2 separate regions of the Homo sapiens genome follow, and region 2 is linked to region 1. Evidence: read pairs that join two places in POLR2A ChIA-PET (ENCODE). Cell type or tissue: GM12878. All regions are shown on one strand. Links, peaks and the distances in the headings refer to the core of each region. The heading gives the core; the rest is flanking DNA.

Region 1 (13,905 bases), core at 2,669-10,668:
GAAGAACAGATTTGTAGAGGGACAATGCAGGGAAAGAGGGAGAACACAAGTGGACAAATGATTCCAATATGACTGAGTGACTTTCCCTGTGTCACCAAGTTATTCCAAGTCTAATCCCCTGTATTTCTTTCTTCTTTCTGCAAAAGTAGAGAAGGCATCACTGTAGTTAAGCTATCTCCATGAACTTGCCAAGGTTACTGACAAGGTTTGGATCTATCCCCACCCAAATCTCTTGTTCAATTGTAATCCCCAGTGTTGGAGGTGGGGCCTGGTAGGGGTGATTGGATCATGGTGGATCCTTCATGGATGATTTAACACTATCCCCTTGGTGCTGTTTTGTGATAAAGGGTCTCATGAGATTTGCGTGTTTAAAAGTGTGTAACACCTCCCCCTCCACACCCTCTTGCTCCTGCTCCAGTCATGTGACATGCCTGCTTCCCTTCTTTGCCTTCAGTCATGATTGTAAGTTTCCTGAGGCCTCCCCAGAAGCAGAGGCTGCTATGCTTCCTGTACAGCCTACAGAACTGTGAGCCAATTAAACCTCTTTTCTTTATAAATTACCCAGTCCCACGTATTTCTTCATAGTAGTGTGAGAACAGACTAATACAGTTACTAACCTCTTCTTCCAAGGCATCTACTTTTACTCTATCCATTCCTTCATTACTTTCGGTTTGTTTGTTTCATAATGTATTTTCCCCCTGCTAGACTTGAGCTTTAAGTTGCTGTTTTTCTTACCAATGTCTTGAAGACAAAAGATTGTGACAAAAGACACCCTTTTGATGACAAGGACTCAGTTTCGGTTTTCTTAAACAGAAAGGAGCCACAGGGTTGGCAAGATATACAAGAAAAATATTCCCTTTTCCTAGTGTTCCTTTCACCTAGGAGTACTCACAGCCAACATCAGACTGGGCTCCCAACATTACAACTCTTCAGTGACACCTACTCAAAGCCACTTTTCCCAGTGAGGATCCCATAGCACCCATGAGACTGGATCAGAAGCAGCTGCATTAGAACTTCCTCTAAGACAGTAATTCTCACCTCTAGGTGCAATTAGAATCACCTGGGGAGCTTTAAGAAGAAAACCCAAAGCCCACATTATGCCCCTGATCAATTATAGCAGAATTTCTGGAGTTGTGACCTAAGCAATAGTATGGTTTAAAGCTCTCCTAGTGATTCTAATGTGGTTGAGAACAACTTTCCTAAATAATGTGTAACTTCATTATTAAAATATCACTTTCAAAAAGTAAAATCATGACTCTTATGCAAATATAAAACATATATGCCAAATTTATTCAGTTCATCAATAAGTGAGCCAGTAATATGGCAAAACCACCCTCAAAGAGCGTTTCAGGAGCTAAATATTTACAAGCAATGGGTCGGGCACAGTGGCTCATGCCTGTAATCCCAGCACTTTAGGAGGCCCAGGCGGGCAGATAATGAGGTCAGGAGATCGAGACCATCCTGGCTAACACAGTGAAACCCCGTCTCTACTAAAAATACAAAAAATTAGCCGGGCATGGTAGCGGGTGCCTATAGTCCCAGCTACTTGGGAGGCTGAGGCAGGAGAATGGCGTGAACCTGGGAGGTGGAGCTTGCAGTGAGCCGAGATTGTACCACTGCACTCCAGCCTGGGCGACAGAGTGAGACTCCTTCTAAAAATATATATATATATATACACACATATATATATGCAATATTAGCTTAAGGTGGTTGTTTTGATACAAAACTAGTTAATGTCACTCTCCAAAGCAAGCCACAGATTCACTGCAATTCCTATCAAAATCCCAATGGTAGTTTTTGAAGAAATGAAAAAGGTCAATGGGATTGCAGTGGACCCTGAATTGTGATTGATATGGAATTACAAGGGGCTCCGAATAGGCAAAATCATCTTTAAAAAGCAGAACAAAGTTGCAGGACTCAAACTTGCTGATTCAAAATCTTACTATAAAACTACAGTAATCAGAACAGTACGGGACTGGCATAAGTATAGACATATATATCAAGAGAATTGAATAGAAAGTCCAGAAATAAACCCATTCATCCATAGTCAATTGATTTTTTACAAGTATGCCAAGACCATTTAATGAGGCAAGAACAGTCTTTTCAACAAATGGTGCTGGGACAATTGATTATCCACATGCAAAATGAAGTTGAACCCTTCTTATCACATACCATATACAAACACCTCAAAATGGATCAAAGACCTAAATGTAAAAACTAAAACTATAAAACTATAAAACTTAGAAGAAATCATAGGAGTACATCTTCATGACTTGGATTTGACAGTGGTTTCTTAGATATAACACCAAAAGCAAAAGCAACAAAATTAAAAAACAGATAAATTTGACTTAATCAAGTGTGAGAAGACAACCAACAGAATGGGGGAAAATATTTGTGGATCATAGATCCGATAATGGTTTAATATCCAGAATATACAAAGAATTCCTACAATTCAACAACAAAAAGACAAACAACCCAATTTTAAAATGACAAAGGACTTAAACATTTCTCCAACAAAGACATACAAATGGCCAAGAAGCACATAAAAAGATGCTCAATGTCATTAGTCATTAGAGAAAAGCAAATTACAACCACAGTGAGATAATACTGCACACCGACAAAGTTGGTCATAACCAAAAAAAAAGGAGGTGAAAGAGTAAGTATTGGCAAAGACGTAAAGAAATTGAAATCTCCATACATACATTGCTGGTTAGAATGTACAATGGTATAGTTGCTATGGAAAACGGTTTGGTGCGTCCTCAAAAAATTAAGCATTGACTACAGGACCAGCAATTCCACTCCTAGGTAAATACCCAAAAGAATTGAAAACAGGCATTCAAACATATACTTGAATGCTCATAGTATCACTGTTCACAATAGCCAAAAGGTAGAAATAACCTAAATGTCCATCAACAGATGAATGCATCAACACAATGTAGTATACACATAGAGTGGAATATTATTCAGCCCTAAAAATGAATAAAGTACTGATACATACTACAGCCAACACAAAGGAGCCTTAAAAACATTATGCTAGATGAAAGAAGCCAGATACAAAAGGTCACATATTATATGATTCTATTTATATAAACCATCTAGAATAAGCAAATCCATAGAGACAGAAATCAGATTAGTGGTTTCCAAGGTCCAAGTGGATGGTGGGATAGGGAGTGACTGCTTAATGGGTATAGGATTTCAGGATTTCCTTTTAGAGTGATGAAGATATTTTAGAACTAGATACAGGTGGTGGTCAAACACATCGCAAAAATGATGAAAATGTTTCAGAACTAGATACAGGTGGTGGTCAAACACATGGCAAAAATGATGTAAATGTTTCAGAACTAGATACAGGTGGTGGTCAAACAACATCACGAAAATATGAAATGCCACTAAATTGTATACTTTAAAATAGTCCATGAGGCCAGACACAGTGGCTCACACCTATAATCCTAGCACTTTGAGAGGCAGAGGTGGGAGGATTGCTTAGGCCCAGGAGTTCGAGACCCGCCTGGCAACATAGGAAGCCCCTGAATCCACAAAAAAAAAAAAATTTTTTTTTCAGACAGGGTCTCGCTCTGTCGCCCAGGCTGGAATGCAGCGGTGAGATCTCAGCTCACTGCAAGCTCCACCTCCCAGGTTCACACCATTCTCCTGCGTCAGCCTCCTGAGTAGCTGGGACTACAGGTGCCCGCCACCATGGCTGGCTAATTTTTTTGTATTTTTAGTAGAGACGGGGTTTCACCATGTTAGCCAGGATGGTCTTGATCTCCTAACCTCGTGATCCGCCCACCTCGGCCTCCCAAAGTGCTGCCATTACAGATGTCAGCCACTGCGCCCAGCCAAAAAAAAATTTTTTTTTAATTAGCCAGGCATGGTAGTGAGCACCTGTGGTCCCAGCTACTCAGGAGGCTAAGGTGAGAGGATTGGGAGGTCAGGGCTGCAGTAATGATTGCACCACTGCACCCCAGCCTGGGGGACAGAGCAAGACTCTGTCTCTAAATTAATTAATAAATTAAATTTTCAAATAAAATGGTTAATGATTAATTTATGTTATATTAATTTTACCCCATTTTTAAAAAGAACTGGTTAATGTCCAATGAGGCCATAATTTGTAACCCTTGGAGTTATGTGTTCCACCTGATAGAAACTAATTTCATCTGGCTAAACCCTTTCAGACAAAAAAATCTACAAGTTTACCTTTGCCCCTATGAGTTGCGAAATAGCCCTGACAAAAGAAAGTTAACCCAGCACTGTACTGAAAGAACAGCCAGTAACCTCTTCCCTATTTCCAAGTTTTAGGTATTTTTTTCTGACATCATATAGAGTCCAAATTACCAGTTCAGATTTCACTCTTACTGAGGGTTACTTTCACCATTGAAGTGAGCTCCCTTTTGTTTTTTTTTTTTAAAAGTCAGTTGGTCTTATTCAGGGCTATCTCAGTCCATTAGAAATGTACTTAAACTAGAAAGGGAATGTATTGGGATCTAGATTTCTTTATTCCCTGAAGATTTCTGGGAATGTATGCAAATTTTCCCACCTTTTCCTGGCAATCAACAAGCCTTCTGTGTGTGGATCTATCTACTTATCCATAGCATTGTATTAGTCTGTTCTCACACTGCTGATAAAGACATACCTGAGATTGGGTAATTTATACATGAAAAGGGGTTTAATGGACTTACAGTTCCATGTGGCTGGGGAAGCCTCACAATCATGCTGGAAGCCAATGAGGAGCAAGTCACATCCTATGTGGATGGCGGCAGGCAAAGAGAGAGAGCTTGCACAGGGAAACTCCCATTTTTTAAAACCATCAGATCTCGTGAGAGTTATTCACCACATGAGAAAAGCATGGGAAAGACCCACCCCCATGATTCAGTTATCTCCTACCAGGTCCCTCCCACATGTGGGAATTATGAGAGCTACAAGTGAGATTTGGGTGGGGACACAGAGCCAAACCATATCAAGCATGTATTTTTGTATGCAACAATGAGTAAGAAATAAGTATCATTCACTCTGCCTGCAGAGCTGGATTCTCAGCCTTTTACAAGCAAAACCAAACAGAAAATTCTACAAAACTATTTCACCAAAATATTGGGGAAGAACAGTGTAAAGAAACAAGAGAGAGGCCAGGTGCGGTGGCTCACGCCTGTAATCCCAGCACTTTGGGAGGCCAAGGAGGGCGGATTACCTGAGGTCAGGAGTTCAAGACCAGCCTGGCCAGCATGGTGAAACCCCATCTCTACTAAAAATACAAAAATTGACCAGATGTGGCGGTGCCCACCCTTAATCCCAGCTACTCAGGAGGCTGAGGCAGGAGAATCACTTGAACCCAGGAGGTAGAGATTGCAGTGAGCTGAGATCATGCCACTGCACCCCAGCCTGGGCGACAGAGTAAGACTCTGTCCCAAAAAAAAAAAAAAAAAAAAAAAAAAGCGAGAGAGAGAGATGGAGAACTCACAAGAGCATGCAGACCCTGGAGCACTTTTGTGTAGCACTTCAATTTTTTTCTTTCTTTTTTGAGACCAAGTTGCTCTGTCGCCCAGGCTGTAGTGTAGTGGCACGATCTCAGTTCACTGCAACCTCTGCCTCGCAGGTTGAAGCAATTCTCCTGCTTCAGCTTCCCAAGTAGCTATAATTACAGGCCTGTGCCACCACACCCGGCTAATTTTCTTGTATTTTTCGTAGAGACAGGGTTTCACCGTGTTAGCCAGAATGGTCTCTATCTCCTGACCTTGTGATCCGCCCACCTCAGCCTCCCAAAGTGCTGGGATTACAGGCATGAGCCACCGTGCCCGGCCAGCACTTCAATTTTTACTAAATATTTTGGGGGTAACAGAACCCTTTTAGAGTTTAAAGAAAGCTGAAGATATCTTCTGCAGGAAAACACACATAGATACATAAACGCAAAATGTCGCAGATAATTTCAAATGATTTTGTGCCTCCAGAAAGGTTTCCAGGTAAAGAATTCCTATTCTGCGTCCCCCAAAACCAGCAGAAATGGCCAGAGTAAACAGTTTAAAAATGTTCCATGGGATCTGACTAACCCACGTGTAGACAAAGTCTCCAGTCTATAGGTTTCATCTTTTTGAAAAGAACCATAGAATATATAAAATTGCTCCCTTTCTTGGTAGGTTCCTGATATAAGGAAATCAAGTTGTTAACAGAGAAGAAATTGTCAAAGAAGAAAACTTCTTCATAGACCTGCTTTTTGGACTTCTGTTATTTTAACTAATTAGCCAACCACTGTTAAAAGACATTCATTTCGGAAAACTTATTTATTTTGGTCTGCCACATTTATTTGCTTAGTGTCACTCTTATGTACATGGATTACTGGTTAATGAAGTCTAGAACAGCCATATTCAGCATGCATTTCAGTATTAGGCTGAAAATGCAATAAATTTTCTATATCAACTTCTAACTGAAATTAATCATCTTCACTTTCTTCTCAGCTTGAATACTTTTTATGGGCCTTTCTGCTCCTCCCACTCACAAACTCATTAGTTTCACCTGCTAATTTACTTTTTAATTATTTATCTCTGCCATACTGCCCCAGTAGTATTCAGTGGTTCTTAGTAAACCTTGGACTATTTCAGGAAAAAAAAAAAAAAAACTGTCGGAATGGTATTTTTTTTTATAGGAGTCTAAAGTTAAAAATAAGATTTACTTTGCATGCACCATTAAAGGTGATAAATCTTCAAGCTTCAGTTAAGAACATAACAGCATCAAATGTCAGGGAAATTCCTTCTTTATGCCACGTATTTTATAATGAAGTTTAACATAGAATTTAAGGTATTTCTTTTTAAAATGTCACAGAGTTGATGAGCAATCAACTCTTGAAAGATGAAGAAAGAGCTGTGAAACCAGGACTTGTAATTAATTGCTATGCACCAGTACCCAGTGTGGGGTTTTACATCAAACATCTCTTCTCTTTGGGCCAGGGTTCATTCTGACTGGTCAGGCCCCTTGTTCTGATTGGTTGAATGCCTGGGGTGACAACTGTATTCCTGTTTGCATGGGACTTCCCCAGTTTTAGCACTGAAAGTCTAGCCTCCCCTTTTAGTTCCAGGAAAAGTGAGACAGTTACCTCTTTCAACAAAACTCAATGTTACTAATTTAAAAACACCCCAAGTTCACATTTTGTAAATAGTTGTCTCTCTTCAGATTTGTAATACACTCCAGAAAAACATTTTTTAATATACTCAATTTAAAACACATTTAAGACCAGAATGGAAATTACATGAGTATTATGTCAGAAAAGTCTGGTAGCAGAAAGACTAATTTGCATTGGCATTTATAATAGAGAAAATTTACATATTGTGAAATTAAAAGTAAAGATTTTTTTAAAGTATATATGGAAATCTGCCTAAAATATGTTAATCTGAGAATAGTGAAGAATAGAATTGCTTCTACAGCTGAGATTTGTTATTGTTTTTATATTTGAATTGTATTTATTGGAATAAGTATATGAAGTACAAAAGTTCAAAAGAAACAAAAAGTACACATACAATGAAACGTCTCCCACATTTTCTAGACAACCACACAAACAGTTGTTATTTCTAATATTTCTGTCCAGAAATATTCTATGCAAAAAAAGTAAATAAATGGAATTTTTACAGAGTAAAATGATAATTACTAAGATGAAGTTGGAGGAGGAGACCTAACTTGGTGCCACAGCTGGAAAAGGCCTGCCCTGTGGGCTGACTGCAGAGTTGAACGGTAGGTGTTAGTCAAACTAGAAAGACCAGAAAGAACAAAGGCACGGGGTAGAGGCAGCTTGGAGCATTCAGGGAACTGTAAGCAGTTCAGAAGGGTCAGAGCTAAGGGGACAAAAACAGTGGGGACAGTGGGAGATTAATGTGGAGAGACAGGCAGGGCCAGCAAATATGCTTTCTTTCAGTATGAAAGCGCAAGTTTCGTCTTAAATTAGTGTGAACCAAAGAAAAGCAGATTAAGTCTCTACCAGGAGTCCAAAAACAAAAAAAAAAATACAGTAAAAGGCAGTTCTCTTGTTGCCAAGCCTAGTTTGGTCCAACTGCTGGATAATGTGTTAATGACACACTGTGGAGGAGGGGGAAGGTATCCACATAGAAGACAAAACTGAGTATTCTCCAAGACTGATGTCCATCTCTATTAAGTGAATCATAAGCAAGGCTCTGACAAAGGTAGATATTAGGGGAAATTATTTTAGCAAGAATGCTTACTTCCCCCTAAACTGCCTTGACAAGCTCTGAAGGTCATTAGATCACTGGGAAGTACTGCTTTTTAAAACACTCATCAGCCCTGCCTCCTGCAATCATAGTGCAGCCGATGTCATAGCTGTGAGCTTTTAGAAGGCTTTCTCTATGGCTGAAACACTATGGGAGAACCTTAAGAAACACTGTCCTCACTAGCGCATTCCCTCTGCATGTCCATGGACTTCTGGCAACTGTAAACATATTTCTGTTGCTGAGCCAATAAATAGGAACTCTTTTTCTAGAGAGAATGACTTGCACCATTGCATAGTAATTTCTAAGAAATAAAAGAAAGAAATTTCAATCAGTGCAAGACAGGAGTTCCCTTACCTGGCTCTATATTAGAATCGTCTTGAGAACTTAAAAGAGAAAAAAAAGATTCTGACCTTGACTTACCAAGTCAAAAAGAGGGATTGGTGATAAAGGAGTCATCTTTTAAAAAAAAAAATACCTCTGGGATTATTTATACTGATCAACCAGATCTGGGAGATTTCATCTGCTAATCCAGAATGGGGCAGAGTCTTCAAACAATCTTTTGTAATCATAAAACTCGTATCAAATGAGCCTGACTGCATTGAGACTGTTGAAAGGTTTCTAATGACAGGTTGTAAGACTCTTTAACTCCCTGGCAATTTGTTAGTCTCCGTAACAGAGGAAATGGCCAGTGGAGAAGAAAGTCCTTATAGAAACCCATTGGTGATGGGTCATTTAACCATATTGGTGTACCTTAATGCAGTAGATGTGTTCCAGAAAAAAGAGTGAATAAATCAAATTTTTATAAATGGAATTTTTTTTTTAAGTATATGAAGAGCCTTAGAGATTTAAAGGGTTCTTCAGGGGCCTTTTTCAAATCAGCGCTTTATTTTAAAAGTAATACATGCTCGGGGTTAAAAAAAAAATTCACACACAATAGAGAAAAAAGTAATGAGATGTAATAGTCACTTCTTCTCCTTCCAACTCCTCCCACATAATAAACTTAACCCTTACTTGTTTCCCAGCCATTTTCACTGCATATTCCTTGATGATTTTATAAAACCTGTTTGTTATTTTTTTCTCTATCAAAGCATTATAGACACCACCCGTTAGGAAATACAGAGCCCCCTCATTCTTGCAATGGCAGAATGGATGTACCATGATATGTAATATCTATGGTCTATGTAACTATTCCTCTTCTTACAGAAATTTAGGTGATTTCTTCTCTCTCTGTTTCTCTCTCTCTCTCTCTCTCTGTCACACACACACACACACACACACACACACACACACCCCATCCTGGTAAATATATCCTTAGAAATATATCTTTTTATATTTTATATATATTTATATATAATATATATTTATATATTTTTTTATATTTATATATTTATTTATATTTATATATTTTTATATTTTATATATTGTAGATATATATAATTAAATAATATATAATAATATATATGTTATTATATGTATATAGAATATATAAATAATATGTAATATATATAAATAAATATATATGTAAATATATATATAGGATAATATATAGAATACCTATAGAATAATTTCCCAGGAGTAAAATTGCTGGGTAAGAGTATGTGCATGTCAAATTTGGCAGGCATTCTCAAAGCATATTCTCCAAAAAAGTATACCAACTTCCAATCCCAACAACAGTGTGTGACATTCCCTACATTCCCACTTCCTCATCCCCTCTCTATATTATCATATGCTTCATCTTGGTCAGTCTTATCAATGAAAATGGTATCTCAGCTGAGCATGGTGGCTCATGCCTGCAATCCCAGTACTTTGGGAGGCCAAGGTGGGAGGATCGCTTAAGGCCAGGATTTTGAGACCAGCCTGGGCAACACAGGGAGACTCCTGTTTCTATAAAAATTTTAAAAATACTAGTCAGGTGTGGTGGTTCACACCTGTGGTCCTAGCCACTTGGGAGGCTGAGGTGGGAGGACGGCTTGAGCCCAGGGCGTCAAGGCTGCAGTGGGCCGTAATTACACTGCTGCACTCCAGCCTGGGTGGCAGAGCGAGACCCTGTCTCAAAAAAACAAAAAAGGAAAATGTATCTCATTCTTATTTTAACTGATACTGATTTTTCGTGGAGGCTGGGTATATTTTCCTGTTTTTTGGCCACTTGGATTCTATTGAGAATTCTTTTGCAAAGCAGAGAATCATTATTCAGAGTGATCCTTCAGCTGCCATGATTTATCCCTTTCTAAGTTTGGGTTGTCACGAATCAGCCAAAACGTCATTTCTGGTGGACAACCATGCACAGGTCACCCTGATTTCGAAAAAGCCATCATTTGGTTCTGCTCCAGTCCCATTTCTATACTTTGCTTTGCTGCCAAGAGGTTGATTCTTATTTCCTCCCCGCCCACACCTTCCTCATTTCCCTGAGTTCTGGCATCTGTCCCCAGCACTCTAACAAACATGTGTTCTGGAAGGTCACCAAGGGTCTCTTTATTGCTAAACCCCTTGACCTCTGCTCTGTCCTCATTCTCCTCCATTTGTCAGAGGCACATACAGGGCCCTACTGCTGTCTAACCTCTCTGGGCCTCAGCTACATCATGAGATACTAAGAAGAATACCCTTTCTGTCTCATATTCGTTGGGAGTTTTAAGTGAAAAATACTAAACTGCTTTGTAAACTGTAAAATCTACATAAGTACAACTTGTTATTATTGTTCATCTGGACTCCTGTGGTTCCCAGGACAGGGTTAAGCTTAGAGAAGATACTTCTTATTGATCAGCTACTGAGGTTAGTTCTTAGTTCTCCATCTCTCTTTAAAGAGATTTTTATTGAGTACCTACTGTGTGCCAAGCAGCATGAGGGGTGGAAAAAGCAGTAATCACTTTTGGGAAACCGCTATTGAGTGCTGACAATGCACCCAGACTGTGCCTAGTAGCCCACAGGGATAACGATGTTCAACCCGTATATCAAGTCTCAGAGACAAGTATTATCTTTTACATCTGTTTTTTTTGTTTGTTTTGTTTCAGAGACAGGTTCTTGCTCTGTTACCCAGGCTGAAGTACAGTGGTACTATCACAGCTCACTGCAGCCTCAAACTCCTGGGCTCTAGCAATCCTTCTGCCTCTCCCTCTTGAGTACCTGGGACTACAGGCTGTGCCAATACACCTGGCTAATTTTTTTAATTTTTTGTAGAGATGGGGTCTCACTATGTTGTCAGGCTGGTCTCAAAGTCCTGTGCTCAAGAGATCCTCCCACCTCACCCTTCCAAAGCACTGAGATTACAGGTGTGAGCCAACAAGCCCAGCCTACCTCTGTTTTAAAGATAGCAATCTGAGACCTAGAGAGTTGAAGTAATTTACCCAAAGTTACACAGCTAGTAAAGATGGAAGCTGGGATTTGAACCCAAGTCTTTATGACTGCTCTATATAATGCTCATTACATATTACAGCCACCTGCCTTACATGGCTGTAGGGAGACAAGGCTGGCTGTCCAAATCAGAACGAGATGAACTCCTTTTGAACAAATAAGTGAGACAATGTAGATGCTTGATGCGAGCCTGTAGATGTAGATGAGATAAGTAGGTATTTAATAAAGGTAGACTCTTACTAACTCCAGGATCAAGAATGTCAAGATGTGTAACTCAGCTACAAGCAGGCTCTCGGCAGGATTGACATGAGCAGCTCATAGGCCTCAGGGGCACATTGGTTTTCCAGGTGAGCACAACAGCGGGCAGTGCATGATGATTAGTCTATGCCACAACCAATTACCTATTTCCTCCTTCTGCCACAGGGGTCCGTAACCACTCCTGTTTTATTCACTGATTTTATGCCTCTTGCTGGAGGGAACAACAAGGGATCAGGTGTCATACTTCAGTCCTGAGCCAGAAGAAAGGTCCCTGCAGCCAGAGAGAGCAGTCTGCTTCCTTTGGAGAGGAACAGAAGCACTCCAGTATGTGGATCGCATTGTCTCGAAAAAGCCACCCAGAATTTGGAATTCCAAGTCATTCTGTAGATTGATCAGGTAAGTCAAAAAGACACCAAGTTCCTTGGTAAGTCAGCATTCCAGAAAATGAAAAAATTACCTACTCAGAGCTAAATGGTTCCGTCAGAAAATACACATGAACCCACAGGACACAAATCTAAGTTCTATTATGAAAATTACTACTGCTGCCATTTCTCACCCAATCTAAGACAACGTCATTTGCAAAACATGCCACTTTTCAATGTACTCCTAAGAAAAAATGCTGCCAATTAAACTGTGCCATGCCACCATTTGTAAGATGCACCCTCATTTTGGAAGAGACTAACACATGAAAAGATAGGTGTGTCGAAATTGATAAAATTGGTAATAGTAAGAACAACTAAAATGTTATTGTCTGCTACCTACTGGACAGTCTTCCAGGTGCTTTGTACACCTTATCTTATTCAATCTTAAGTACCTGTGAGGGAGGCATGACTCTCTGTCTTTCACAGATGAGGACGCAGAGGCCTAGAAACATCTGCGCCAAACACGCAAGATCACAGAAGTGTTCCTGGAATCCAGATCTGTCCATCCACGCCCAAGTGATCTCTCTGTCACCCCCCCACATAGGTTTGGGAAAGGTAAGTGTGTTCTTTGGAATGCCCAGTGGGCAATGTGGAGTCACTGAGGCTGAGTCGGAGAAGGAGCGTCGGTGGGAAAGGTGCCCAGAGCTGCCACCTGCCAAACAAACCTGGGACGTGGTGCAGAAGACGTCTGGCTCCATGAATAGTTTCACCAAGGTCATCTAACATCAAAGAACATGAGAAAAATTCCGGACAAGTTCTGGCATGTGGTTTACCAACAGGCCATTATTAATCTCAAGCAGCGAGCTGAGATAGCGGACGTGACAGCAAGCACAGTGGGTGGACAGGACTCCACTGGCCAGCCCCAACTTTACAGAATGTGGCTTAATTCTGGAATCTAGGAGAATCCATAGACCAAGGCTGGCTGGCCAAATCTGAACCAGAAGAGCACCTCTTGAGCACCTTCTCTGAGAAACCTCCAATGAATGCTCAAAAAACACTTGTTATAATCATATGCTCTTCTATCATTAAATGCCTACACTCAGGAAATGGACCCCGGCAGGAAGTCATAACAAGAAAGGGTCACAGTCTGATAAAAAAGTCAGTCCCCTAGCTGCCCCATTCCATCCAAGCCAGTTTGTCTCAGAAGAAAACACCTGGATGTTTTTACGAGGAAAAATAACTTTTTCATTAGTAAGGGACAGCAATGTCCTCTGGCAATACTCTCAATGGACATGTCTTAGGACTCACCTGAGGAATTGCGTTAAAAATATGGATATCTGCACCCTCTTCCTCCATACCCAAATCATCTAGCATTTTAATTTTTTTAAAAGTGCTTTAGGTGATTCTTCTAATTCAGGAAGTTTGGAAAACCCTACCCTGCAAGCAGTTCTTGTTTTTTTGTTTGTTTTTTGTTTGTTTTTCTTTTAGACAGAGTCTCACTCTGTTGCCAGGCTAGCATGCAGTGGTGCAATCTTGGCTCACTGCAACCTCCACCTCCTGGGTTCAAGCGATTCTCCTGCCTCAGCCTCCCGAGTAGCTGGGACTACAGGTGTGCACCACCATGCTCAGCTAATTGTGTTTTGTTTTTGTTTTTTGGTTTTTGGTTTTTTTTTTTTTTGAGACAGAGTCTAGCTCTGTCGCCCAGGCTGGAGTGCAGTGGCACGATCTCAGCT
Region 2 (17,032 bases), core at 4,873-12,872, 61 kb after region 1:
GTGGTCACCGTGATACGCAATACATTTACATGAATTCCCCACATGTGATTCAGAGCCAAATTAGGCTATGTTCTTTGAGGGCAGGACCACATTCCTCCTTGTGCTGTGTCTTTGGTGTGTCAGTAGTGGTAGTCATGTATGAGGGCTGACAGAATGAGTAGATAATGCTCTTCAAATGATTATAGGATGTTTTAGAAGACATTGATGTCACTGTATGTAGTTTCAAGATATCTCATGTTTGTATATTGTGTCTTAAGAGATACACTATCCAAGGTTAATATCTTCCTTAAGAGAATTCTGAGTATATATATTGTCATGGTGGTTGAAGTTTATCTTTAAAAAGAGAAGCTAAATTCGTACCTTCTGTTGGCTGCTAAGGTATCTGTTGCTGAGAACGGGATTCCATTCTAATTAGAGGACAAATGTCTATAGGACAGCAGGGTTATGTTTTGATGGTTGCAATGGTAGTAAACCTTTTTTTTTTTTCCTCTCTTGTGGAATAATTTAAGCTAAATTCTGTGAATCTGGTGGTCATTGTATCAAAAGTGGCCTTGGCTCTTAGGTGATTCAGGAGAAGGTAGCCCTCTTATTAGTGCTTTGTTCCAGAAACAGTGAATGAGGTATGCAGAGAGCAGCAGAGCTTGCCTCAGCTGACAGTAGAGCGCAAAAATGAATGCCATTGCCCAGTAATGGCTTTGTGCAGGTTGGACTAGGAGAAGGGCTTGCCTGAGCTGATCATTTTTGCTTGGTTGACAAGTACTAGTTGGTCACCAGATCTACTGCCCTTGATGAGACAGATGTTGGCTGGTGCATCATGGTGATTCTAATGTGCACAGGCAGAAGCTAAGTTTTCTAGAACACATTGCTAGTCAATGCCTGCCCTGTTTTATCCCTCTTCCCACCAGTTGTTTTCTCTTCTAAAACTAGTCATTTTCTCTTATTTACATGTGTGTAAAGGTTACGAGTGGAGGGTGCAGAAAATCTCTTGACAGTTTTAGGCACTAGCTTCTCATTTTCCCAGTCAGTCAATTTGGGCAGAAGCTGCTGAAATTATTTCATGTGATAGAGGTTTGCATGCTAGAGGTCTTAGTCCATTTTATGTTGCTGTAACATTATCTGAGACTGGGTAGTTTATAAAGAAAAGAGGTTTATTTAGCTTACAGTTTTACAGGCTGGGAAGTTCGAGGGCACGGCCCTGGTGTCTGGTGAGGGCTTTTGTGCTGCATCATAACATGGTGGAGAAGGTGGAAGGGGAAGTGGACATGTGCAAAGAGAGGCAAAACCCAAGTGATGCCCTGGCTTCGTAACAACCCCGCTCAAGGGAACTAATCCATTCCCACGAGAAGTGACTCGGGCTTGCCAGAATGAGAACTCAGTCACTGCCTCGAGAATGGCACCAAGCCATTCGTGAGGGACCCACCCTCATGACTCAGACAACTTCCACTAGGCTCCACTTCCCAGCACCACCATGTTGAGGATCAAATTTCAACAAGATTTGGTGAGGACAGACCGAAACCATAGCAGCGCATAACTTTAGCGTTAGAGTTCTTTCTGAACATATTTTAGGATGTGGTTTTTAGAAGAACACGTCAGTTGCTAGTGAAGTTTCTTAACTGAAATGAGGGAGTTGCTGGTTCTTGAAATTTCTGCTGCTCCTTATGATGCGAAGTGGAGGTAAAATTGATTTCTGGGGAGTCTAGGGGAAATGTAAGCACTCTGACCACATAAACAAAGGATTTTGTGAAAATAAATCTTATATGCCTTGGAACCTTTAAATGGGGTTGAGGGAATGAGACTTGAAGACAAGTGGATTCTGATGAAAGAGGCCAGTGGCAAATGTGTATTTAAAAAAAAATGCATTTTTTTGCAGGTACCAGAGTGAATCCTAGCTTTGTCCTTTGCTAACTTTGGCCAGTTACTTAACTTTATTGGTTTTCTTACCTTTAAAATGGGGATAATGAGAATTTCAACCTTCTTGAGTCCTTGTGAATATTAAATGAGATGTGTGTGCAAAGCACCAGAAAAGCATTAGGCACACAGAACTTTTTTTTTTTTTTTTTTTTTGAGATGGAGTCTCGCTTTGTCACCCAGACTGTTCAGTGGCGCACTTTCGGCTCGCTGAAACCTCTGCCTCCCGGGTTCAAGCAGTTCTCCCTGCCTCAGCCTCCTGAGTAGCTGGAATTACAGGCGCATGCCACCACGCCCGGCTAATTTTTATATTTTACATAGAGATGAGGTTTCACCATGTTGGCACCATGTTGGCCAGGCTGGTCTCGAACTCCTGAACTCAGGTGATGTGCCTTCATCGGCCTTCCAAAGTGCTGGAGCTGATATTATAGACATGAGCCACTGTGCCCGGCTGGCACACAAAATTTTATAAATGGTACCTGTTTTTAATAGCCAGTGTTTAAGATTCATGAAACAAAAGTGTGCCTAAACACGCTCTCAACGAATGCTATGCCACTGTTGTGAAGACATGGGAGAGAGCTGGAGCTGTGACAGCAGAGATCCCACAGCGAATAAAGTGGCAGAACCAGAATCTGAACTGGCTTTTGGCTGTTGTCATGCTTTCTTCTGTGCAGAGCAGGAGTGTGATGAATTAAGGCTCACAGGGCTACCAGGAAGAGGTTTTTTGTTTGTTTGTTTGTTTTTTTGACAGAGGTTTAGCAAAGATGGCTTTTAGGATTTAATTTGTCCTATATCTCCCACCTTGAAGAAAAAGGTTCATAGCTACTCTTCATATTCTCATTGCTGAAATTATCAGCACGAGTAGGGTACACATGCCTTGCTGTATATCTTTGTGTTAATATGGGGCCAGTCACACCCCCTAGGTGCATATAAACAGGGACATTCAGTGAAAGTGAACAGCATATGTCTTCTTCCTGTCCCTGTGTGTTATTTTGCAGTTTTTCTACAGAGGAATTGGAGGTTGGCATTTGAGCCAATGGTCCCCATTCCCATAGCTGTGGTAGATGTTGCTAATTGATCACAGAGCTTTTTGCTACTGAAGCCTGAACGAGGTCTTAGAATCATTTTCAATAGTTGGTCTGGGAGAGGACTTTTGTGCCATCTCTGTGCCTATAATAAGGCAGATTAACCAACCTTCGAAAATAGCATGAGAAAGAGAGGTGTATCCAAGTGGCTACTGTATTCTTGGAAATAGGTGTGCTGCTACATGGGCAATTTTTAAGGTTTGCTTGTCCATAAAATTGATTTGAACTTATATTTGACTCACATTTGTTTATTCAGAAAAAAAAATCCAGTCTCTTGATGGTGGTTACATCATATTTTAATTGGTAAGATCCACTAATGGAGGTATAGGGATCTAAATTCACTTGCTTATTTTTCCTTCAAAGCCCAGGGGTTTTGCATCAGATTATGGCGCTTGTAGGAGTGTTTATATTCCGAAGTGACACCTTTCTGAATTCTTAGCTATTTAAGTAAGTGTTAAGAATGGGCTTGGTGACAGCAGTTTTTAAAACTGTGATTGACTTATTGGATCTTTTCCCTCTGTTGTTTATACCTGACAGAGTATCTTATGTTTGTTCTGAATAAGTTGATTGTTACCTTTAGGGTAGCTTGTTTCTCAAAATTTGAGTGGTCCTCTGATCAGTGTTATTTTTGATAAGGAAATTGAAGAGTAGGCATGAAAGGTGAAAGGAATTCATTTGCAAAGCTGACATCAGATAAATTTTAGGTGCTTGGTAACATACCAAGTACTCGGATGACATCAGGTAATCCCGTATTTGTTTCCTGTATATGAGTTTTTCCACCTCAAGATTCCTTTTGATGTTGAGCCTTTGCTTAATGAATGTGAAATGTCTATAGAGCTCTCTGTTCAATATGGTAGCCACCAGCCACCTGTGGCTAGTAAACACTTCAAGTATGGCATGTCTAAATTGAGATGTGCTTCAAGTGTAAAATATACACCAGATTTCAAAGACAAATGAAAAAAGAATGTGAAATATCTCATTAAAACTTTTCATTGACTGCCTATTAAAATGATATTTTAGATATATTAAGTAGAAAATGCCATTGAAATTACTGTCACTTGTTTCCTTTTACTGTTTCATGTGACTACCATAAAATTTTAAATTACACATGTGGCTCGCATTTGTAGCTCGCATTGTATTTTTATCGGACGGCACTGGTCTAGAGAGCTCTTTCCAACCTTTTCTCACCTTCCAGAAGAGCATTTCACAGCTGTAATCCCCTGTGTGACATTGATTACCTGTTTTCTCTTCCCTACCCCTTCAAAATGTAGGGCTAAGAGAAACTCTTGTAATTGATGGAGAAGGTTGTCTCCTAGAAGATACTGCCTCTGGGATATTCCGGGTATGTTAGGATAGCAGGTTAGGGTCATTTAGCTTTGTGTGCCTGTTTACCCATCTGTGAAATGGGTTTAACAGTCCCTGCTCTGTGAGGTTGTTGGAGGAGTAAATGAGGTAAACCATGTAAGGCATTTGGCACAGGCCTTGGCATCTAGGGAGCACTTGAAAATAAAAGCCGTTGTTATTATTTTACCAGCTCATGAGTAGACATTTAGCAGAGTTCCTGGCATTGATTTCTCCCTCTCCTAGTTCCTGTTGGTGCTACATCGTGGGACCTGTGTGGGTTGCAGACTGGTCCCTGCTACCTAGAAAATCCAGGAACAACATCTCGCTTGAGCTCCTGCTCAGCAATTTGAAAGGTAGAAGGGAACTTGGAGATTTTCAGAGATTGCACACGGCCTGCGGAAGCTTCTTGACAGACTGATATAATCCATTGCAGCAATCAGCCCCTGGTGCCTGATGAAAGAGCTTTATAATTTCATGTATTTCATGAATAGCCAAGCTCATTTAGGATCCAAGCTGTGGACTCCAGGGTATTACCAGTGGTCCAGGCTTTAATACAGCTGTGGATTTATTTGACCAGTTGGATTGGGTGGTGGTCTCTGCATCTGAGTAGTGTAGAGACATCCAAAATCCCCTCTTGGGATGTTTGGTTCCTTTCTCCAACAGAATGCTAAAATGGGTGGCTTTTCCAAGTAAGGTGAATATTCTCTACTCTCCAGCCTGCTACTTAATTTGGAAATTAAAATGTGGAGAATGTGAGAGGCAGACAGGACATACCCATCTGAGAAAACAGTTAGGTCTGCCCAGAAGGGCTTCTAGCTTGGATCCCATTGAGTCCATGTGCATCCACAGGCCAAGGAAATGGGCAGTGGTGGCTAATGGCTAGGGAGGGATGCAAAGGCACAGCTGGGAAAACCCCATCCCTGTTTAATTGTTTTTGAGGTTCCCCCGATGGAAATACTTCCTTCCCAGGGAATGTTTGGCAGGGTGGACACATGCCCTTTGTTTGGTGCAGGTGATAAGAATCTGGGTTTCAGTGGTAAGTTCTTTTACGAGGGATAAACAAGGATGTTAAAGTCTTGCAGTTAGTGTGTTGAAGGGGCGCTGGAGGATCCTCAGGCCCCATCTCGAGCCTTGGAAACTCAGGGGAGGGCTTCTGAGAGCAGCCTGTGAGTGTCCACATGGGAGTGGGAACAAAAAGAGTTCCCTGAGGACTAGCTAATACCCTCCAGCAGAGCCAGACTTCAGAGTGACTCTGAAAGAGACTAGTCCTTCAGACCTTTCTGTTCACACGGAACTTTGGCCAAGTTATCTCTTGCTACGTTATCAAGGCAAACCCTTTCTAGGGAGTGCTGTGATCACCTGCATCTGCCTCTAGCGACAGCTCCCTCTCCCCGTGTCCCTTCATGGGGTCTGGGAGTTTTACTCTTGTGTAGTATTTTCCACTGAAAGCCCCAAGGGAAGAACATCTCCTTCACCAGGGGTGAGGGAGGGCATCCTGAAATTCTGCTGCTATTCCGACACGTGTTTTTTACAATGTGGCTAACACAAACCATTTTTTGAGCACCTACTGTGAGCATGAGCTGGTAAAATAAAATAACTTCATCTTAGGGGCTGGACACACTTTATCTGTAATTCATCCTTGCATTTTCCAGGTGTAAAAGTTGAGGTTTTGCTAAGTTAAGAAATTTGCCCTGTATCACGTAACTTGGAAAGCGGCGAAAGCCAGGCTTCTGACTCCAAAGCCAGTGCTCTTCTTTCTAACAGTGTGGTGTTTCTGTTCATACATGGATACCATCTACGCGCAGCTTGTGAATTGCACTTATTGGATTGAATTTTGGGTACTTTAAGAGCTGAGTTCTGAAAAGGAGAAAGGCCAGGTGAGCGAGGACAGAAGGCTAACTTAGACTGATATCTTCATTTTCTGGCACTTGGCCACTGTAGGGATACATGGAGTAGGGTGAAGTCTTTGTATACACAGCTGACCCTCGAACAACATGGGTTTGAACTGTGTGGGTCCACTTATACATGGATTTTTTCTTCAATAAATGTCTTAGAAGATTTTTTGGAGATTTGTGACAATTTTTAAAAAATCACACATCAACCATGTAGCTGAGAAATATTGAAAAAAATAAAAAATATGTCATAAATGCATAAGATGCATGTAGATACTAGTCTGTTAATGTGTTAACTGATGGTTTATGTTATTAGTAAGGCTTGTGGTCAACAGTAGGCTATTAGTAAAGCTCCTGGGGAGTCCAGAGTTGTACTCTGAGCCAGGCACGGTGGAACCTGTAATCCCAGCTACTCTGGAGGCTGAGGCAGGAGGATTGTCGGAGCCCAGGAGTTTGCAGCCAGTCTGGGCAACATGGCGAGACCCTATCTCAAACAAACAAAATTAAAAAACAAACAACAGTTATACTCAGATTTTCGACCGTGCAGGAGTCAATACCCTTAACCCTTGAGTCGTTCAAGGGTCAACTCTATTCTGATTTTTTTTTTTTTTTTTTGAGACGGAGTCTTGCTCTGTCTCCAGGCTGGAATGTAGTGGCGTGATCTCAGCTCACTGCAACCTCTGCCTCCCAGGTTCAAGAGATTCTCCTGCCTCAGCTAATTTTTGTATTTTTAGTAGAGACGGCGTTTCACCATGTGGGCCAGGATGGTGTCCATCTCTTGACCTTGTGATGTGCCCGCCTCAGCCTCCTAAAGTGCTGGGATTATAGGCGTGAGCCAATGCGCCCGGCCATCTGATTTATGGTTGATAAAATACTATAATGTATTTTAAACTTAGTAAGTGTTACATATGTTAATAAAAGTAAGGGAAAAAAACCTAACTGGGTAAGTGTGTTTTATTCCTGTGGCTAAGAATAAAATAAAAGGACTTAACGATTATTATTTTCTTTTGGCTGCAGAAACCCTTCAGTAGATCTTCTTAAGTTACCTTGGGTAACAGGATATAATTATACCCTTGGTCTGCAGAGGGCATGTTAGCAAGGTACTGTGTGATTTGTACTGGTTTCTGGAGGTTTTGGAGTAGTTACAGGGAAGTAATGTCTTGATGGAGAGAAAATATTTGTGTTTCCCTCATTGGCATGTTAGTCCTAGAGCATAGCAGACATGCCTTCTTGCTTTCTGACTTTTCAAAGCCTGGGCTTGGTCCATTCTGATGTTTTTCTCAATGGTATTTTTTTGTACCCATCTATAGCCAAGGAAGCAGCCATGTAGCCAGGGATGAATTTTAAACTTCTCTGGAGGTGGATACTCCTTGAATAATGAATCCCATCTCACTGTGCTCTCAGTTAGTTCTAGCCTGGAGGAGGCGTTGTAAATCTAGTCGTTAATTCCCCCAGAGAAAGTTGCCAGGGTTTGTTTTTGTCTTTCTTTCATGCCACACCTGTTAATTAGTTCCAGACACTAGCTAATCAGACTCAAGTGTAAAAGCTCTGGGGTAAGAAGGAAGGTCAAATCAGCGGTCTTTCTCCACACACAACAGAAGCCCTGGTTTTAGTAGCAAGGTTTCATGGCATCCTTTTCCCCACCTTAGTTCCCTGACTCTGCATTTGATTCATTTCTGAGTGCAGGCTGTGCGTAGCTCTGGGGCTTTTTGTCTTCTGTGGTGTTAGGTTTGTGCTTCTCAGTTTTAGAGCGTGTGGCCACGAGAATGTGAGAGGGGGAGCAGGGCAGAGTTAATGAGAGAACCCATGGTTGCTTCTTTTTTTCTTTTTTTTTTTTTTTTTTATGAGACAGTCTCGCTCTGTCCCCCAGGCTGGAGCGCAGTGGCACAATCTCGGCTCCCTGCAACCTCTGCTTCCCAGGTTCAAGTGATTCTCATGCCTCAGTCTCCCAAGTAGCTGGAATTAGAGGCACGCGCCACCACGCCCAGCTAATTTTTATATTTTTAGTAGAGACAGGATTCCACCACGTTGGCCAGGCTGGTCTCGAACTCCTGACCTTAAGTGATCTGCTCACCTCAGCCTCCCAAAATGCTGGGATTACAGGTATGAGCCTGTACCTGGCATATAGGTCCTTCTTTATCTTGGCATGTACTGTACTCTTATTTTATTTTGTTTTGTTTTATTTTTATTTTTATTTTTTTGAGACAGAGTCTTGCTCTAACACCCAGGCTGGAGTGCAGTGGCGTGATCTCCCCTCATTGCAACCTCCCCCTACTGGGCTCAAGCCATCCTCCCATCTCAGCCTCCCGCATAACTGGTACTACAGACGTGTACCACCATGCCCGGCTGATTTCTGTATTTTTTGTAGAGACAGGGTTTTGCCATGTTGCCCAGGCCGGTCTCAAACTCCTGGTCTCAAGTGATCCACTCGCCTTGGCCTCTCAAAGTGCTGGGATTACAGGGTGTGAGCCACTGCACCTGGCCCTTATTTTGTTTTATTTATTAATTTTTTGGTGCTGGGAATGCTGAGTATATCATATATTCATACATGTCATTATATCTAAATGATAAAAATCACAAGAGTAGCAACCACATGTAGCCAAAGTGGAAAGCTGTCCAGTACATTCTTTTTCGTCCTGGCACAACTCTGAGATTGATGCTGTTTCTCTAGGGGGGAATGGGGACAGCATGAGATAGAACAATTTATCCGAAGTGGCGAGTGCAGCCAGGACGTAGCCTGATAGGAACCCAGAAGCCTTTGCCTATGTTTGATAAGAGTGGAATTCATGTTAACTTTAACCATGTATTCTGTGTTTGTTGGGATGCTGTGAAGGGAAGGATGACCAGGCTCACTCTTGGGTCCAGCTGTTGACTTCTGGACCTTCCTGTTTCCAGGCTGTAGATACAGAAATGAATGCCTGAGATGTCCAGTGGGACGTTATGATTTTTAACTATTAGGGAGTTTCCTCTTGTACATTATTGCAAGGAAGATAATGGATTCAAGTCAACTGTTAGTGGAAACGCCATGTGTTAGCACTTTGCTTCGGGTTTTGGGGGTTCAAAAAATGTGTGCAAAAAGTCCCTAAAGCAATGTGTTGCAGTGTAAGACTGAAGCTAATAACATGCTGAAATACTGATTCAGATCCCAAGTGTTCAGGAGCGATAGAATAATGAGATAAGATACCTTCCTACGGGTATCCTGGCTGGTATTTTATGTACACAATGAAGTGAACACAAAGTGAACAGAGGCAATAATGAGCATACGGTGGTTGACCATGAGGCAAATGGGCTTATTCCTAGAGATGAATCATGCATGTCTGGGACTTGGACCCATATCTGCCTTGTATCTTAGGTGCTTCCTCATGGTATAAAGCCATTAGTGACTGCTAGCTGGCAGATGGGCCCTGCAGAGATTTGAGAGGCTTGGGAGCCAATGTTGATACGCATGGGAGCCAATGCTGGATGCATTGACTGGCCCCTGAACGCAAGGCTGAGGCATTGTCCATGGAGACTGAGCACAGGGAAGGGCTCAGTGGCTTCCTTACAGTGGTCTTGTAAACTATAGTGTCTCTGTGCTTGCTGGTCATGGACTAGCTTTGTGTCCTCAGGCCCCAGTACATCTATAAGATGGGATGATGATCCCTGTCTCATAGAGCTGATGGAAGAATTGGATGCGGATGTAAGTAAAGCACTGGTCCCTAGCAAACACATGATTATTGTTGTTTTTATTGTACTGCTATTATTTTTGCCTGCCTAGCATCTCTTTTAACATTCTTTGCTAATAGGACCTTTGCTACTCTTTGGGTATTGATCTCCTCTCCTCTCTGTGTTCTTGATGGGATCATCTGCTGATTAAGGAGCTCTGTCCACACCTTTTTGAGGGTGGTAAAAAACTCAGGCTGGGCTCGATACACCTTTTCTCCCTAGAATTGGCATCTTGAGCCACGTGACATGAAGACATCCTCATCTTTCTCAATTCCTGCTCCCTGAAGCTCAGAGCCACTCTGATCCTTGCCCTTTCAAAGCTGGATTGTTTGGTTCTTGGTTGGTGTCTCTGAGATGTCCAAGGTTCTCTCAATACATTCTTTTAATGCCTACGTTAACCAAGGGTTGATTTGGGTCATTTTCAATCAAAGGGCACCAATATCAGCTGGAAGTACACAGAAGGATAGATAACTAGATGTGTTGAGAAGGACAGGAACCTTCTCCCCTGCCTGCCAAAAATAATCCTTTAATAGTGGTTTCATTTCTTTGTTTGGTTTTTCGAGTTCATTCATTTTGAGCTTTTTATCTTCGGGAATCTGAGGACTTTTATTTTGGTGCTAGGGACAGCCTCTCTGGAGGAGACATGCTGATAACACTTAGCCTTAACTGCTTCTCTTGATTTTATTTGTAAATTAGAATCCTAAGGATCTGTAAGGAAATGAGTAAAACTTAATTGTACAACATTTAGAGCCTGAATTAAAAATAATAATAAAAAGAGTCTATAATGGTAAGAGGCCCTGGAGGATGAGATGAATGCTGAGCTGTGTGTCTGGGCATGTATTTTGTCCACACCTAATCCTTTCTGTCATGTTTTAACTACTCCTTAGAGTGGAGGTCAGCAGTGTCTGATTACCTCCAGAGTTCCTCTCTCTTATCGTATCTTGTCCCTCGCTCCATTTCCTTTTCTGGCATTATTGGACAGCAAGTGTTACAACTTAAAATCAATACGAAGCAATTTCATTTGTTTATAACTATGAAGATGAGCGCTTCCAGCAGAGCACTGTACTTTCAAGTAAAGTTTAGGTTTTTTTTTTTTTTTCTACTTTTTCTGTCTGGTGCCCAAAATGCATTAATTTTTCATTGTACGAGTTTGCTTATGTTATCCCGCTTTGATCTAAGGCCTTGTTACCATCATCATCTCTTTAAAACTGGGATTGTTGGCATCTGAATCATTTTTGTGTTTTGTAGGTCCTTAGTAATCACAGCTCCATTGAGTTTGTCCAGCCCTCACACGGAATCTTATTAAAAATGCAGCATCTCTGCCTGCCCCAGACCAATGGAATCAGAATTTGTGTTTCAGCAAGATCGCCAGGTGACTTGGTACATGTTGGAGTTTGAAGACTGCTCTGTGTTTGAATGGGATGTCATTCTAATCTCCACGTTTCTTCATAAATTTTTCACTAATTATTGAAGTATAGCAAATGTTCGTTACAGAAAATAGGGGAATTCAGCTGGGTGTGGTGGTTCACGCCTGTAATCCCAGCACTTTGGGAGGCTGAGGTGGGCAGATTGCTTGAGCTCAGGAGTTCCAGACCAGCCTGGCCAACATGGCAAAACCCCATCTGTATTAAAAATACAAAAATTAGCCTGGTCTGATGTCTGGCACCTGTAGTCCCAGCTACTTGGGAGGCTGAGGCAGGAGGATCACTTGAACCTGGGAGGCAGAGGTAGCAGTGAGCCAAGATTGCGCCACTGCACTCCAGCCTGGGCAACAGAGGGAGACCCTGTCTCAAAAAAAAAAAAAAAAAAGAAAAAGGAAGAAAAGAAAATAGGGGAATAATTCATATAGGTACGTGGAGGAAAATGGCAATCTTCTGTAAATCATCTGTAACCTCAACACGCAGTCTTATGACTTGCCATTTGGTACTATAGCCATTGGGTGGGTTGTTGATTCATTCTAAAAAACAATATTAGAGGCTGGTGTGGTGGCTCCCACCTAAATCCCAGCACTTTGGGAGGCTGAGGAGGGCGGATTGCTTGAGCTCAGGTGTTGGACACCAGCCTGGGCAACATGGCAAAACCCTGTCTCTACAAAAAAAGTACAAAAATTAGCCAGGTGTGGTTCCGTGTGCCTATAGTCCCAGCTACTTGGGAGGCTGAGGTGGGAGGATGGCTTCAGCCCAGGAGGCAAAGGTTGCAGGGAGCTGAGATGGTGCCACCACACTCCAGCCTGGGCAACAGAGCCAGACCGTGTCTCAAAAGAAAACAATATTAGGACAATATTGCAAATATTAAAACATCTTTTATTCAGCATGCAGTTTGATTCTTAGGAGATGAATGATGAAGATCCAAGTTCTGTTTTGGTCAGTGGCACAAAATTCTTGAAGAAACCTTCTTTTCTCTCAAACCTGTTTCATTTGTTGGGGACCTACTGTGTGCCAGGTGCTGCTGCCTACCTTGGGGAACCGTCTAGTTGGTAATCACAGTGGAATATGAAAAGACACTGATTGGGCTATTGGATTATAACATGAATTTTTAGTGAAGCCTCTGGACGGTTGAGACAAAGGAAATTATTAATGCATTTTGTTTTCTGCTTTTTCTTTTTTATTTTTTGCCTTGTTTTGCTAGTATGGATTTTGATTTAATTGCTACTTTAATTGCTTTCATTGGGTGATAGATTCCTCTGATTGAGTAGACCTTTTCCATCCCCAAATATCTAGGAGTTGAAACTTAAGGTCAGGAAGGACAAGTTCTTCAGTGGGAAATAAAAAAAAAAAAGGTGGTTGTCTTGGCAGCGGAAGCTTGCTAATTACACTGCCAGTTGTAGTATCTATTTATGATGGAGGCACTGGGGACCCAATTAGCAGGTCATTTTCATGTAAAAGTTTGGGATTGGACTCTCGTGTATGAAGATGATATGGCAACCAGTGAGCACCTTCCCAGTGCAGGGGAATTGAAGGTGGTTTTAGATCTCATTGCCTTGGATCTCCACAGGTCACTGATAGGAAACTAAAGCTTGACTGTTCCTTCTGTTCGTTTGCACCACCAGTTTCTAAAGTTATCTTGTCTGCAGGGCCAACATTACTGAAAAGTTGCTACTTTTGAGAGCCTGACTTCCTGGGAAGGAACTGGTCATAGTGATGAGACCAATAGGGTTGTGAGAATTTGCAAACTGGAAACATAGGGATGGGAAAGGCAGTGGGACCAGGAGGGCATTGACACATCCCTTCGGTCTGGATGTCCCATTTGTTTCGGGGCTGCCTCCCAGAAACAATCTACTTGGCTTCTTTGACTAACATTGATTTGGAAATGCTAGAGCATCATCAGACAGACTGGGCTACCGTGTTCTCTCCCTGTTTATTCCTTATCATTTGTAGACCTCGTGTTACCCAGGTATTTCTGTGCCCAGATATATGTGTCTGCTTCCAGCTCTCTGCCCACATGTAGGACACAGAGCAGGTGTGACTCACCTGGTGGATGCCAAGAACAGGGGAGTCTGTGATGGCCCATTGCAGGGGCCACTGTTACGGGGGATGGGGGTAGTGTTCTGACTCCTTTTTATGTTACTCACAGCAGAAATTAAGGGCCTATGGTGACAGTATACACAGTCTTGATGTTAGTTTATTTGTAGCACTGATGGCAAATATCTCCCTACATTATTGTGTAAAATAGAAATGTAGAAAGCAAACAGGCATGCTGTGTATAAAGGGCTTTTAACAGGGAACTTGTAGCTATCACTTATAATTTGTCCTTAAATTGTTAAATTTTGAAATAATTTCAGATTTCTAGAAAACTTACAAAATTGTACAAAGGATTTCTGTGTCCCCTTCTCAGGTTCTCCAAATGTTAAGTTGATCACATTTGTTTTTTCTCTCTATGCACATACACTCTTTCTGTCAGACTCATTTTCTCTCAAACACACACTTTTTTTTTTCTGAGCAGTTTAAGTTGCAGCCGTGATGTTTCTTTACCTTTAAAGACTTGAAGATGTGTTTCCTCAAAACAGGGACTTTCTCTTGCTTAAGTATAATACAGTCATCAACATCAGAAAACCAACTCAGATACATTCTGTTATGTAATTACAGACCTTATTCAAATTTAGTTAATTATCCCACTAATGTCTTTTATTTAATAGGAAACAATAAAGTTTTTCATTTTATCTTATTTTATTTTATTATTTTTTTTAAGACAGGGTCTTACTTTGTCATCCAGGCTGGAGTCCAGTGGCACAATCATAGCTCACTGCAGCCTCAACCACCTGGGCTCAAGCAATCCTCCCACCTCAGCCTCTTGAGTAGCCAGGACTACAGGTGCACACCACCATGTCCAGCTAGTTTTTAAAATTTATATTTGTAGAGGTGGCCTTACTGTGTTGCCCAGGCTGGTCTCAGACTCCTGGGCTTAAGTGATCCTTCCATCTTGGCCTCACAAAGTGTTGGAATTCCAGGCATGAGCCACTGCAGCTGTCCCATTTTTTTTTTTTAAACTTTTTTTCTGGTCCAGGATCCAAATCCATGATCACCGTGTTACATTGGGTTGTCTTGTCGCTTTAAAAAGTCTTCTTAAATTAGGAACTTTCTCTTTCATGACCCTGCCCCTTCAAGAGTACAGACCACTTAATTTTGTAGACTCTCCCTCACTTTGGATTTGTGTGATGCTTCCTGTGGTTAGATTCAGGTTATTATTTGCTTTTTATTACAGTTATGCGTCCTGTTTCTGAAAGGAGGCATGGAGAGCTCGTTTCAACTCTTTTTGATCTGGTACTCTTACTGCAGGGAGAAAGTTTTGAACATATACCCCTATTATACATACTTTCCTAAATTACAGTTGTACTCTTATACTGATGTTATATCTATCATAAAACATTCCAGAAATACAAAATTTAAGGATAATTTTTTTTTTTTTATCTTGAGACAGAGTCTTGCCCTGTTGCCCAGGCCGGAGTGATGTTGGCTCACTGCAACCTCCACCTCTTGAGTTCAGGCAATTCTCATGCCTCAGCCTCTGGAGCAGTGATGTGATGTTGGCTCACTGCAACCTCCACCTCCTGAGTTCAGGCAATTCTCATGCCTCAGCCTCTGGAGCAGCTGGGACTACAGGCCTGCACCACCACTCCCTGCTAATTTTTTGTATTGTAGTAGAGACAAGGTTTCACCATGTTGTCCAGGCTGGTCTCAGACTCCTGAGCGCAGATAGTCCGCCTGCCTTGACCTCCCAAAGTGCTGGGATTACAGGAATGAGCCGCCGCGCCCGGCCCTAGGAGGGATAAATATTCATTAACATTCATATATATGAAAAAAATATATACACACACATACTCATATATGCATCCGTGTATATGTATGCATAGATGCTCTGTTGTTTTCTTCAAGTAGCACAGTGCTGGAGACTTCTGCAACAAACAGCAGTTGTAGTCACCTCTCTACAGGGAGGAAGAATTCATAGCATGCTAAGTTGGGATTTATTGATCTCTCCATAGCTTATAGGATTTCCTGTAAAACAGGGGTCAGCAAATCATAGCCTGGGACCACCCAGTCTGGCCCACTGCCTATTCTGTACAGCTAGCAAGCTAAGAATATTTTGCTACATTTTTAATTGTTGAAAATAATTAAAAATAATATTATTTTGAGACGGACATAATTATATGACTTTCAAATTTCAGGTCCATAAGTAAAGTTTTCTTGAAATACCCATGCCCATATTTTATTGAAATAGCCGTATCTGTTTTTTTATGAACAGCACCACAATGGAAGAATGCTGTGTAGCCTGCATGCCTAAAATATTTATTATATGGCCTGTTACAGAAAAAGGCTGCCAACTCTTACTCTAATACCATCTCATTAAGGAAACTATCACTTGTTGAATGATATGTTCCAGGTCCTGAACTTAGCACTTTGCATATATTAATTTAATCTTTGCCCCAAACCCATGAGATACAAGGGTCTTCTCAGATATCTGCTTCTAAGATACTGTCTCTGCCATAGAAGTGAGAAAACTTTGAGGCTCACAGAAAAATTTCCCCCAGTTACACAACTGGCCAGTGGCAGGGCTAGGATTTGAAAGCAGTTCTTTTCCATTTTGGTTGTTGGTGACTCAAAGTCATTCTGAACTTTCAGAATTCAGGTGGTTGATGGGGTGGGGTGGGGGTGTCAGTATGCGTAGCTCAGGCCACTAGACTGGTCTGCGTGTCAGGATGGCCTTGTCCGTTGCTGTATGCTTAGCACATGGGGACACGTGGCAGCTGCTTAGTGAAGAGTTGTCGGGTGGATGGATGAGTGGATGGGTAGATGGGTGGATGGATAGGTGGATAGTGGACAGCTGGATGGATGGATAGATGATGCCTAAACTCAGCATGGAAAATGAAAGTCGAATATGGATGTGTAGTCAGGGTCAGTTACTAGACTAGATTTATAGAAAACAGCCACTCACATTTGGCTAGAGCAAGAGACCCACAGTTTAGGGAATCTGTGGTGAGAAGTTGAGGAGTTAGGCCAGAGATGATGCTAGGAGCCAGAGGGTTTCAGACTGATGCTTTCCGAGACACGTGGTAAGTGGTGACTCAGGATGACACAGCTCTTTGGAAATGCCTAGAGCTTGTGTCCGTGTACCATTGGGCACAATCCTTCTCAGGATGGCATCATCTTCTATTTCAGAATGAGATGGATGGGCCAGGAGCATGGCAGCATCTACTCCTGGAGTAGGCATTGTTGGCATTTATTTTTTTCTTTAATCAAAAAAAAAAAAAAAATAGGCTGGGTGCGGTGGCTCACGCCTGTAATCCCAGCACTTTGGGAGGCTGAGGTGGGCGGATCACTTGAGGTCAGGAGTTCAAGACGACCCTGGCCAACATGGCCAAACCCCGTCTCTATTAAAAAATATATAAAAATTAGCTGGCGTAGTGGCACGCACCTGTAACCACAGCTACTTGGGAGGCTGAGGCAGGAGAATCGCTTGAACCTGGGAGGTGGAGATTGTGGTGAGCCAAGATCGTGCCACTGCACTCCAGCCTGGGCAACAGAGCAAGACTCCATCTCAAAAAAAAAAAGTATAATACATAAATACGTTTTTTTCTTAGAACATTTCAACTAAGGCTTACAT

What was found. Peaks named below come from ENCODE experiments on the same cell type or tissue, not always from the same donor. Only the 100,000 strongest peaks of a DNase experiment are listed, where the experiment ranks them.
Region 2: POLR2A ChIA-PET joins it to region 1 with 5 read pairs; 1 of 35 experiments calls an interaction of 5 or more read pairs at or near these places.

What each region holds. Positions count from the first base shown.
Region 1 is chr3:61,514,515-61,528,419 of GRCh38, forward strand. No RefSeq gene overlaps it. Among named protein-coding and RNA genes, the nearest start is that of PTPRG, 40 kb to the right of the region's middle. RefSeq lists an enhancer at 7,944-8,023. In GM12878, for the core only: no CTCF peak of the experiment used is centred there; DNase peaks (open chromatin) are centred at 4,304 and 6,947.
Region 2 is chr3:61,573,556-61,590,587 of GRCh38, forward strand. All of the region lies in intron 1 of PTPRG (protein tyrosine phosphatase receptor type G), which reads left to right. Among named protein-coding and RNA genes, the nearest start is that of PTPRG, 21 kb to the left of the region's middle. In GM12878, for the core only: no CTCF peak of the experiment used is centred there; a DNase peak (open chromatin) is centred at 7,935.